Regions from separate parts of the Homo sapiens genome. Here region 2 is linked to region 1. Evidence: read pairs that join two places in POLR2A ChIA-PET (ENCODE). Cell type or tissue: MCF 10A. All regions are shown on one strand. Links, peaks and the distances in the headings refer to the core of each region. The heading gives the core; the rest is flanking DNA.

Region 1 (5,998 bases), core at 609-5,608:
TGGCTGCAGTGTTTTTATTCATTCAGCCAATGTTTATAAATGTTTATTGTTCTCCATGCCTGCCTCCTGTCTTCCCTGCTGACTGGCCATCAGGAGGCCCAGATGGCAGGATTAGCTTGGAATGGCAGAACAGTCAAGGGTCATCCTCTTGGGTTTAGACCCCTTTAATACCTCTGCTATATGAGATGAGAAGAATTTAGAACATTGATCCTTCCAGCAGCTTAGACTAGACCCCTGCCTTTCTAAGCAGGATTTGCCTGTGGGTACCTTCTATACCCTTGAGATCCAAAGCAACTTACTACTCAAGAAAATTAATTAGCAATGCCAAGAGTGACTTGTACAGCTCCCCTAAGGATAGCTCAAAACAGCAGATAGACTTTGATACAATATAACAAATTTCTATTATTCAGATCACTGTAGGAAACTTAGCAACTCTGTGAAGGTTTCCCAGATTAATAACAAGTCTTTATTGAGCAGATACTATGTATCAGGCATTGTGTTAGGTGTTTTACTTACATTCTTGTTAATCCTTAAAATAACCCTTTTACTGCAAAGTGAAAGTCCCCATTTTACAGAAGAAACATGTTCATGTACAGAATAATTCCTTAGCAATTATTTATTGAGCACCTACTAAGTGCTAAGCATTATCTTGGGCTCTGGATATACATCAGTATATAAAACAGACAAAAAAGCTATTTGGGGGGTGGGAAGGGGGACCAGGTAGAGGAATAGCAAGTGCAAAGGCAAAAGCCTGAGGCTTATTAATAAGTGTGTCTAACTCTAAAACCTAGGCTCCCTCCAGCTCACAGTATTGCCTCTCTAATGGTCCTTTGTGACTCCATTATAATTGGGTACTTAGATGACCTAGCAATTTTAAGTTTATCCAATATTTATGGGATACTTATTTTGTGCAAATTGCTACGATGAGATGAATAAGTTGTAGGCCCTGCCTTTGGAAACATACAGTTTAGAGGAACGAACACCCGTGTGTATAAAAATGAATGAAAGAGGACTTCCTCTCAAAATCCAGATCTTACCATTTCTTGCATTTTTGTCATTTGACCCTTGTAGGCCAGATGGTGTGGTTCCTCGTTTTGTATCTGAAGGAAGAGTTTCAGGGAGTGGGTGGGGGTAAGTGTCTGGGCACCAGGGTGGCCAATAAAGGATGCAGAGACACATGATGGGCTCTTCAAGGTGGGAGGAAGTAGAGGGTGGGATCACTGCCTGGCATGGGCAGAGGATACTTCATGGACATATACCTGTGACACAGCCAGGGGAGGGTGCAGATGAAAATACGTCCAGTGGGATGGTTTCTAAGGAGAAGTGTGAGGGACTCCACTGGGGCTCCGTATTTTGTCTGGCTGAGGAGGGAGAGATGCTGCCTCTCCAGGAATCTGGTAATAGGCAATGCTTGAGATTGGTGTGAACCAACGCATCACATAGAGCCAGGAGAAGTCACGAAGGAGGCAAGAAAAAGAAATGGCTGGGCTAAAGCTGTGGCAGAGCCCTTTTTATCCTCCTTTGGGCCCTCATATGGCTTCTCTTTTGGTCTGAAGAATCTCATCCTTCTTGAGTTTAGCCTTCTAGGTGAAGGAGTGGGCAGACTGCATGCAGGGAGACAGGGAGGCCGTGTTTGTGTCCTTCAGCTCAGGAGCTGAGAGAACAGAGGTCAGGGCTTGGGATGGAGCTGACCGTTAGTGCAGATGGGAAAGTGAAGCAATGGGTCGGGTCTGTTTGTTCCTGAGCATGTCCTGTGACAAAGGAAGTTGCAACATGTCTGTCTGTCTTTCTCTCTCTTTTTCTTTTCTCCTTTCTTTTCGTTTCTTTCTCTCTCTCTCTCTTCTTTTTTTCTCTTTCTTTCTTCTTCTTACTTTTTTTTTTTTTTTTTTTAAATAAAGAAAGAAGCAGGTAAAACCATCTTCCAGAAAATGCCAGAAAGAATATCTGGTCTGTGATGGGTGGTTCTTGCCCCTCCCGCTGCAATGCTTTTCCTGTGTAGTTTTTCTTTTGTCCTTCCTTTCCCATCCACACTTTCCACTCTCCTTTCCTCTGAGAGGTTGTGTCTCTGCAGCAGGCCAGCTATGTCTCCAAAGGGAAGTAGTCAGTGCTTGGACTGAGGGAACCTTGAGAGAGAATCCTCTCCTTTGTCCTCCAGGTGAGAGAGCTGTTGCATCCACTCACACCTGGAAGGTTGCTGGTCTCCTCTCGCTGGACACTGAGAGCTGTTTAAATTTGACAGGTGGTTCCTGATTCCCACCTGGCATTTTTTGCTGCTGCACAGGTCTGTGTTGTGTCTTAGAAGGCTGAGGGAATACTTACTTCTCAACTCAGATAACCACCTTGTTGGTAGGTTCAGTGTGTGTCTGTGTCAAGGCAGATGCTGGGAAAAAAGGGCCCAGAATGTGAGTGGGAGGTAGAAATCAAGGCTAGAAGACCACACATGTTAATCTGGAGTACTTGGTCAGGTTTGATTTTGGCCTGTGTGCTATAGCTGGGCAAGAAGCCAGTTGTGTTTGGAAATGTACAGATGATCTATTTTCCTGATGAAACCTTTTGAGGTCTGGAATAAACATAGCTTGCTTTCTCTCTTTCCCTCTTTTGAGATTCAATTTCTCTCCCTTGGACTTCTATACCCTAGTAGAGCCAAAAGTTCCAGTACAAACCAGTTTTGAGACTCCAGCATTAGTCAACTAAGGGATGTTGTAGGTCATCCCTGAGAACGAGGGCTGCTTGCTCTGGGGAAGCTGGGAAATGGCACCAGGTGTCAGGCCCTACTGCCCAGGATGGGATGACAGCTGCTGGTGTTAATTACGTTTCTGGGCAGAACAGGGTAAAGTCCTTGGGGGTGAGAGTTTTTGTTTAGGCACTGTGTTCCCTGTACCTGTTGCCTCTGGTACAGCTGCTGCAGAGCCCCTCCTTGCCTGCAGTCTTCTTTGAATTTAATCTCCCTGTGATCCAGTGCATCTCTTCAGACTGGAGGTGAGCCCAGAGGAGTGGTGGAGGGAGTGGGGCCAGAATTTACTTGTTTGCCTGGATCCCACTGAGAATACAGAAGCTCTCTTTCACGAGAAGCTGTGCTGGCCTCTGTGGTACCCACTGGCCATATGTGACTATTAAAATTGAAATTAAGTGTTAATAACATTTAAAATTCAGTTCCTCAGTAGTGCCAGCCACATTTTAAGTGCTCAGTGGTTAGCTAGTGGCCACGGTTTTATGTGGCACAGATAGAGAACATTTTATCATCACAGAATAGTCTCTTAGACAATGCAAGATTCTGAGATAATTTTTCTAATCCTGGTAGACACTTAGCTGGAAGGGGATTTGAGGAAGGGTACAGGGAGAGGTTTTGAAGCCCAGGTGAGAGGGCAAGTAGAAGGTATTCATTTAGAAAAGGATCTTAAAAAGTATTTAGTTTGTAGGGCCAGGTGCAGTGGCTCATACCTATAATCCCAGCAGTTCATGAGGCTGAGGCAGGCAAATTGCTTGAGCCCAGGAGTTCGAGACCAGCCTGAGCAACATGGGGAAACACTGTCTCTACAAAAAATACAAAAATTAGCCTGGCGTGGTGGCGTACACACATGGTTCGATCTACTCAGGAGGCTGAGGTGGGAGGATCACTTGAGCCTGGGAGGCCAAGGCTGCAGAGAGCCGTTATTGCACTGCACTCCAACCTGGGCAACAGAATGAGACCCTGTCTCTAAAAAAAAAAAAAAAAAAAAAAAAAGAGGAGTTCACCTTGTTGAGGACTACATCCTAAGAGATGGTCACCTGGCCCAGTGGCTCCCAAACCAGGATGATTGTTAGACTCACTTGTGGGTAGCATTTCAAGATACAGATTCCTGGGCACCACTCTTTGTGTCTAGTTGAATCCAAGACTCTTCAGAGGAGGTAACCTGGAATGTGCATTTTTAATGTGCTCCCCAAGTGATAATTATCTGGGTTTGGCAACCACCAACCTATCATACCTGTGCTTAAATTCTTCCAATGGTAAGGAGCTTATCCCTTTTCAAGAAAACCTTACCATTAAGGAAAAATTCGCTGTTGTTAAAGTTCTATGTTTTTCGAATCTTGAGATTTGGTTCTTTGAGGTCATGAAATCCTTTGGTGCTCATTGCATCTTTAGAGCCTCGCAGAACCGTCATCTTCATCCTTGCACTCAGTCTTCAGCAGATATTTGAGGGCAGCTGTGGTGTGGTCCCTGCCACTCCAAGTCATGGCATGCGTCAGAGTGCTTGATCTGCCAAGGGCTCTAGGGAGATGCAGAGATGCAACATCATTCCAGGATCCTTCCAATTGTCAGGCCTTGCTGAGAGCCAGAGGAAAGGTCTGAATCTCAGTGGAGCCCTACAGGGACAGCCCAAGGGCCATCCAGCCGGTGAGGGCCATGTGTGTGTCTGCCTCTCTGCATCCTGCTCCGTAGGGAAGAGTCCCTGCTTCTTTGCATGTTAGCACTTGTTAACACCGACCTGGTTTTCTTCAGAGACATTGAGAGATTCAGCCATCCATTCCCGGTAATGACAGATGTCATTTCTGTTTAGAGACCTTCAGTAGCCTCCCTTCACTTCCAGTGTAAAATTCAAACTCCTGAACGTGGCATTCAAGCAAGCTGGTTTGTCCTGCCTTCCACACTTTGCCTTCCAGGAGAGCACTCCTTCCCGCTCTGCCTTGCATTTATCTGCTTCCACATCTTCTCTTGGATCTTACATTTGCTTATCTTCAGTTTTTTCTGGTAGAACTGTATTTATCCTTCAAGGCTCATAATAGATTTTACCCCCTTACTCCCCTGCCCAATTCCAGGCAGAACTGCCTCCCTCCTCTGCCCTAGTGAGGGTTCATTCTGCCTGCATGACTGCTATGCACTCAAATTACAGCCCCCTGCCAGGCCCTCCCTGCTAGACCAAGCTCCTTGCGGACAAGAACTATGTCTTACTTGGCTTGATATCCCCAAGTGCAAGCAAGCACCAGTGCTGGAGCCTCCTTTTCCTGCATTGGCATTCTTACCCTCAGTGGCCCAGAGCTCATCAGCTCCAATGAGAAAAGTGCTACTTAGCAGCTGATAATTAACAGACAGGACGTGAGGTTTGGCTACTTCAGAGGCAAAACTGGTATTTAAACAATAAGGTTTTTAAAAATCAAGCATTAAAGTGTCAGCTTCAGAAGCAGCTACTTCCAAACATAATCCTGCCCAGTTAGAGAAGACAAATGGAATAATGAGTGGAACCAAAGATTTCTCTCTAGCCTTGAGAAGAGTTCAGGGGAAAGAGGCCTGGGTGGCGTATTGGCAGGAGATTGGAAAAGGGGCCTTCATATTTCTTTTCTCTGGAATGGGGCTGGGGCTGCTTGGAGAGCAGGTGGGAGGTGCTTCCTTAGAAAGGGCTGTCTGTGTTCTCTTCCATTCCCAATTTCTATAGATTGGACTAGTTTTGCCAAGTGAGCAAGCAAGAAAAATTGGGAAACAGAGGGTAGGCATCAACCCTGGCATTTATCCTAAGGTGATGCAGCACACACTTGTATTCAGCGATAGAGACTTTTCCGTAATGCCTGGTAATATCTCATTGTATTTTCTTTTGATGCTCCTGGGGGCAGGAGGGGAGAGCTGACATCAGAGCCTCCTCCCTTCTAGATCACAACCAGAGCATGAGGAATTCCCCAGCCCCTTGAGGTACCCAGACACTAACCACAATCTCCATCTCTGCTGAAGGCGTTGTAAGAAACATGCAGGCCAGGAACAGTCAGTGGCTTCAGAGCAGGGGCAGCCTGCTAAAGAGGCAGAGGCTTCTTGTGAGGGCGGGGAGCTTGAGAGTGCCCTGCACCCCATCCTGGGGGAGGTGAGCATCTGCTTCTGGGTTCAGCTGCCTGCGGAAGTCAGTGGGAGACACCCTTTCAGGGTCTGCTTCATTATGAATGAAGCAAAAAGCCTATCCCAGGAAATCACAGAGGCTGATGGGTATACCCCAGGGTACACAGGCTATATTTTTCCAATCCAAAGTGAGGGTCT
Region 2 (5,998 bases), core at 384-5,383, 240 kb before region 1:
CTGGTTCCTTTTAGGGTAAAGAGTCTTAAGAGAGTTTTATTGTGTCTATGGCAGGTTTGGGAAAGGTAAGAAATGGGTCCTTTTTCCTCCTAATGTTTTTGGCACTTAAAACATAAAATTCATTATCCTATTAAAAAATTAAATTCAGCTTTGCTAATCCAGAAATTGTTCCCAAATGAAAACTTGTTTTAAGTCCACCCCTTAGTTTCCTTATTTTACAAGGTCTCTCTTCAGGGACCAACAGGGGCTTAGAGAGCCTTAGTTAGATTAAAGGGAGACCCTACCTCTTAAAACCAGTTTTCATTTATGCAAACAAGGACAATTAAGGGAACCCTGACCCCACAGGCTCTCAAGTCTTCCCAAGGCCAGAATCGAAAGAAAATTAAAATTTGAATGCTGAATATTCTGGCTCTACTCTGGCCTTTTTTCTGGTTCCCTTCCAAAATGCACAAATCATACCCTTGTCTGCTCCAATTCAGTCTCCAAACCTGGTGCCTGTGCTCCTGGCCCCCCTAGCATCATGCTATCCCAGGAGTATCAGGACCAGACACATCCACAGCCAGGCTCATGGGTCTCAGACAGCAACTTGAGTTAAAGCTGAAACTCATCCTTCTTCTCTGTGTTTTCTGGTTTAAAAGCTGCACTTATATTTTAGCCTTATTATTTTCTGTAGTTCCGGAGAGATGGTGGGTTGCCATTCTGGTAGGAAAATCTGAGTTTTCTTATCTTTGACCTAGAAGAGATTCTTTTTGGACCAACCTGCGAAATTGGTAGTTAGGTCTATGGAAAGTGGTAGGATTTTTTTTTTTTTAATCCTGTGCAAAGGAAAAGAGGTGCTTTGTGGGAAATCACTAATGAGAAGGCTAACCTGCAGCACCAGAGAAACCTTTCCAAGTGCTAGGCAGGAGAACTGAAGAACTCTTTCAGTGAAGTGAGTCAGCCTAGAAGAGGCAACCCACAGTCTTGATTTTTGTTGCTGTTTCCTGACCTGTTCTTGCCTGTCACCTGGGCCTACACAGGTCCCAAGCCAACGGGGCTTTCATACCCAAGGATCTGTTTCCTTGCTGAAAATGAAACCCTATCTTTCACTTTACATTCCTTTCAATCCAACTGATCAAAACTGGTACCCACACTTGCCCTTTCTCCCTCTCTCCAGCACACTCCCCTCTAAGAAAGTAAAAGCAAAGCTTTCTTAATGGCAACACTTTGGGCCTGTTCTGTTGCTCCTGCCTTATTTCTCTTTCAACCCTGTACATGACTCGTGTTCACCATCCCCTTGATCAGTGTCCATCCGCGCTAATTTGCATCATGAACTGAACAGTGTGTGAGTGGTCACCTACTAAACCCAGCTCTGGGGGCAGAGCTGTCTTCCCCATCTCTGGTGCTCCTAACACCTGTGAGATGGTCCTGTCGAGAGGACTAGGAACCGATAGGAGGAGAGTCCTTCTCGGCAGAGCTCACTGCAAACAACTGGAATTGAGGTTGCACACTGTGATTTTTACACCGAAAAGCCAAAAGGAGCTGGCCATCCAGGGCCTAGGGAGACCAGCCTTCCTCAGCTATGCTTGCCGAAACCAGCATGATGCTTCAAAGAGCCCTGCTCCACCCCTCATGGCATGGATCCTTTTCCTGGTGTGGACTCTGAAGGGTCAGTCTTCGGGGAAGAGAGGTGGGGTGGGGCTACTAGCATCCCAATTTAGAAAATAGAGGAGTTTGTAGCCAGCAGCCTGTAAACTGGAAACACTGGTCTCAGCCAACCTCCTCAGGGCGCCCTGGCTTCTCCCCAAGGAGATGAGGAGCGGTGATGCCAGCACCGGGATGCGCAGAGCACTGGAAGGGCTGGTGCAGATCTACTTCCCATGCAGAAGAGAAGTCACATCTTCCAGGGAATCGCAATGTTGTGGCGTCTGACTTGTATGTCACATTTGTGTAAAATGGTATATTCTTTAAAATAGTGTTGATAACTGGAATATTGTATGTATGCTTGGAGATGCTTTGTGTGAACCTAAGACTGTCACTCAACAGATGTTGGATTGGGGAAAATCCAAAGCACAACTTCAAAATAAAATACATTTTTAGGTTTCGATGCTGCAGTTCATATCCCTTCTCTCCTCTCTGAAATCTCTGATTCAGGACTCCAGCTGCCCAGGAGGGATTTTGATTCGTCTGTGCTAACAGAGCCCTGCCTGGCAACAGAGAGAGCAACGAGATGACCTTACAGCCAGCCACCTTCTCCCTCCCCACCAAGGCACAGCACACTTGCATTTAGAATGGGAGGTTTTTCCCCCAGCATTTCCATTTAGCCTGTGTGTGGATTCTCATAGGTTTTGTAGAGAGTCTTCCCGCTCACCATTGGACTGCCTGTTGCCATGAGAACCGTTTCCTTCACAGAATCCACCTTCCTTGTTTTCAATAAGGACTGTTCTCATTTCTATCTCTAGTCAGATTTCCTCACTTCAGGGAGTGGGGCCTAAGAAGTTGCTTAGAAACTTGGCAAGCTACAACCAAGGGTGACTAGAGATTCTCTTTCTTCCACAACCAAAGCCCTGAGTCATTCTGCCCTTGACAGCCCTCTGCCTCTGGGAGAAAAGCTGACCAATATGCTTGTGCTGTTGGTGGGAGTGGGGGATACAGGTGATGTTTTCTCTCCTACAGATTGTGAGTCTAGCAGAGCTTAAGTTCAAGGGTGAAGTTATTTCAAGGTAACAACTTCAAACAAATCCTAGAGCCCCTAGGGCCAACACTTATTTTTAACAGGCTTGTTCTAATAAAAGATGCCCCTGGGGATGGATCACATCTCTCCAAGTGGGTACCCTATGTTCAGTGGTAATGCAAGGAATCCTACCCCCAGCTCTAGACAGAACACTTTACAACCCCTTCTTAGGTTTATCATCCCTATCCGTTATTCATATATCTTCTATTCAGCTCTGCTATGCCCTTCCAGCCTACTGTCTCTTCCCTTCCCCTGTTTTCATGGAACAGCTACATCTTGAGCTTCTCTTGCTGGGCCCTTGGCCTTGGGTAAGTCAAGGCCAAGGCTGCTGTGCCACTCTGTGGTAGGAATGAGTTCTCCCTGACTGCAGGGAGAATGGGGATGGCCAGGAGCACCCCATAATAGCTGCGACATGGAGCCAGTTTGTAGGCTGTGAGCAGGGGACCAAAGAGCCCCTTTTCAGAGGGTCCTGAGGCAAAGGCAGGCTATGCTTTTTAGGTCCTCTTTATCCATATATGGTTCTTTTTATCTCATATGTCCTGATGGGGGCTGGATGGAAACTAGTGGCAATGAACACTGTCAAAACACAAGTCCATTCCTTCCAGATAGAAACCAAAAATGGAGACCAGATGTATGTGAATTTAGGAAACAGTCTTTTAAGACTATCTAACCTAAATGTTTATATCAAACTTGTCCAACCCACAGCCCAGGATGGCTTTGAATGTGGCCCAACACAAATTCATAAACTTTCTTAAAATATTGAGTTTTTTTGCAATTTTTTTTTAGTTCATCAGCTATCATTAGTGTTAGTGTATTTTATGTGTGGCCCAAGACAATTCTTCCAATGTGGCCCAGAGAAGCCAAAAGATTGGAATCCCCTGATTTATATTCATAGGTATATGACGTTTCCTTTTACTCAGGAGTTAGCAACCTTGGCATATTATATATACTAAAGACAGTCATTTAGTCAATCAACATTAAGCTTCTCTCTGTACAAGCACTGTCATATGGTACTGAACAGAAAAAAAAAAAGAGCTAATGGAGCTTTCTAATGAGGAAGGACAGATAAAGAAGCAAAATGAGTATTACCCTGAAAATGAAACTAATAAGATAGGAGTTGTTCAGGAAATGAAGTATTCTGCTTGATCTGGCAAGGCTGATATGACTGGTAGACATCTAAGTGGAAATATCAGGTAGACCCTTGGATGTATGAATTTGGAGTTCTGGGGGTAGATAATACCTGAAAACGTATTAGGAGCTATTACATTATAGATGTATTCAAACAGAGATTCCCAGGAAGAGCGTGGAGATGGAAAAAAGAGAAGGTCCCGATCATTAGAAATGCAGCAGAGGGGGAGGGCGCAGTGGCTCACACCTATAATCCAGCACTTTGGGAGTCCAAGGCGGTGGATCACCTGAGGTCGAGAATTCGGTACCAGCCTGACCAACATGGAGAAACCCCGCCTCTACTAAAAATACAAAAAAAAAAAAAAGTATCTGGGCGTGGTGGCACATGCATGTAATCCCAGCTACTCAGGAGGTTGAGGCAGGAGAATCGCTTGAACTCGGGAGGTGGAGGTTGCAGTGAGCCAAGATCACGCCATTGCCCCCCAGCCTGGGCAACAAGAGTGAAACTGTCTCAAAAAAAAGAAAGAAAAGAAAAAAAAAAAGAAATGCATCAGAGGAAGGGGGCCAGCAAAGAAGGCAGAATGAGCAAGTGGCAATGAGGTAGATGGCTGGGAAAGCACAGGGTCACAGACAGCAGGAGAGGACAATGCTTCAACAAAGCAGGGAATCTGCTGTTGAATGCCAATGGGGTAAGGTGAGGGTGGCATAGAAAGGGAATCATTGGACAAGAGCATTTTCAGCAGAGGGGGAATGAGTCCAACTGGAGTGGGTTAGGTGGCAAATGGGAAGGGAAGAGGCAGTAACTTGACAACTCGTTGAATGGGGAGCATCGAGAGACAAGGGTAAGATGGGCAGTGCAGAGGTGCATTTGTTGGTGGGGTGGGCAGGATGCAGTAGAACGGGAAGAATGTGCAGGAGAGGAGAGGGTGAGCTGCAGGGTACAAGCGGGAGGGTTGGCCATGGCCACTAGAAGAGGCTCAAGAAGAGGCACTTCCTGCTGTCGCGTGGGAGGGAAGGCAGGTGAGTACAGACACAGGGCAGGCAGTGGATGTGGGGGAGGAAATGAGGGGGTTCCCTTCTGATTGCTTCTTTTATCTAAGCGAAGTTTAAGGCAAGGTCCTTAGCTGACAGTGTAGGAGGGAACAGTGCAGAGGAGGTTTGAAGAGTGAAGACAATGAGAGAAACACTTGCTTTTCCTCGAAGAGAGACGACGCTGGCACCGGCGCCGATTTCCTTCAGTGGCCTGGATGCTGCCTCACAGCTTGTCCCACTGCTTGGGGCCATAGCAGCAAGATTGGCTGCAGTGTTTGTCCCTCCTTCTGCACCCAAAGCTCCTAGCCAGAGCTGACCCCTGAAGGTGACAAAGAGCTGGGCTCTGAGACCTCGTCCCTCAGCCCTTTGCCCTTGTGACTGAGCACAGCAAAAACGTATGGCCTGGCAATGCCCCCCAGCCTCTTCCATATGCACCCCAACCAGCACCCGAGTCCTTTCCCCTCCCCTTTAAGGCACTGGGCCGGCGAGTCAGTTGTGAAAAACTGGCTCAGGCCCCTTAGAGGTGGAAAAAGAAATTAATATCTTTTCAGAGCAGACCAGGTGCCAGGAGCTTCATCTCATTTTACTTTCAAACCAGCCCTATGAGAAACGTCGAGTGACGTGCTAGGGTCATCCACAGTAGGTGGTAAAATCTGAACTCAAACCTCCATGGCAATGGAGCTAGCCCCTGCCCTTCTTACTATACTTTCAGCCTCTTTGTAGAAGTCACATGAGATTTTCTTTCTGACAGCTGCTGTCAAGGGCCGCCCTCTTCCACCTCTGGTCCTTGCACTACCCTTGGATTGCCACTTCTATTTCTAGGACTCCTCAGAGCCACTTGGGAACACGTGGTGGGGACTCTTACAGACTTCCTCTTCCCTTCTGGAGCCCGCCAGCCCCCTGCACCTTCTCGGATGCAACCGGCTGTGCTGCCCGGCTGGGGCACAGGCAAGACATTGCTTCACTGTGTCCACACAGAGGATGTGACCTCACAGAGGATGCGCAAGGAAACTTGATCTGTCACGGCACATGGCTCCAGGCCACCTCTACCTCTCTCCCTTTTCACAGCCTCAGTCCGGCTCTTCTCATGCTTCTGTGCCTCTGCACATGTGCCCACAGCCTGGA

Evidence for each region. ChIA-PET counts read pairs that join two places held together with the same protein. Peaks named below come from ENCODE experiments on the same cell type or tissue, not always from the same donor. Only the 100,000 strongest peaks of a DNase experiment are listed, where the experiment ranks them.
Region 2: POLR2A ChIA-PET joins it to region 1 with 7 read pairs; 2 of 35 experiments call an interaction of 5 or more read pairs at or near these places.

What each region holds. Positions count from the first base shown.
Region 1 is chr1:206,698,133-206,704,130 of GRCh38, forward strand. All of the region lies in intron 1 of MAPKAPK2 (MAPK activated protein kinase 2), which reads left to right. Among named protein-coding and RNA genes, the nearest start is that of MAPKAPK2, 16 kb to the left of the region's middle. RefSeq lists an enhancer at 5,683-5,992. In MCF 10A, for the core only: no CTCF peak of the experiment used is centred there; DNase peaks (open chromatin) are centred at 1,719 and 2,589.
Region 2 is chr1:206,462,351-206,468,348 of GRCh38, forward strand. It overlaps SRGAP2 (SLIT-ROBO Rho GTPase activating protein 2), which reads left to right. Exons shown (of 23, transcript NM_015326.5): 23 at 1-2,086. Among named protein-coding and RNA genes, the nearest start is that of IKBKE, 5.1 kb to the right of the region's middle. RefSeq lists enhancers at 3,665-3,884, 4,636-5,497, 5,498-5,998. In MCF 10A, for the core only: no CTCF peak of the experiment used is centred there; a DNase peak (open chromatin) is centred at 2,501.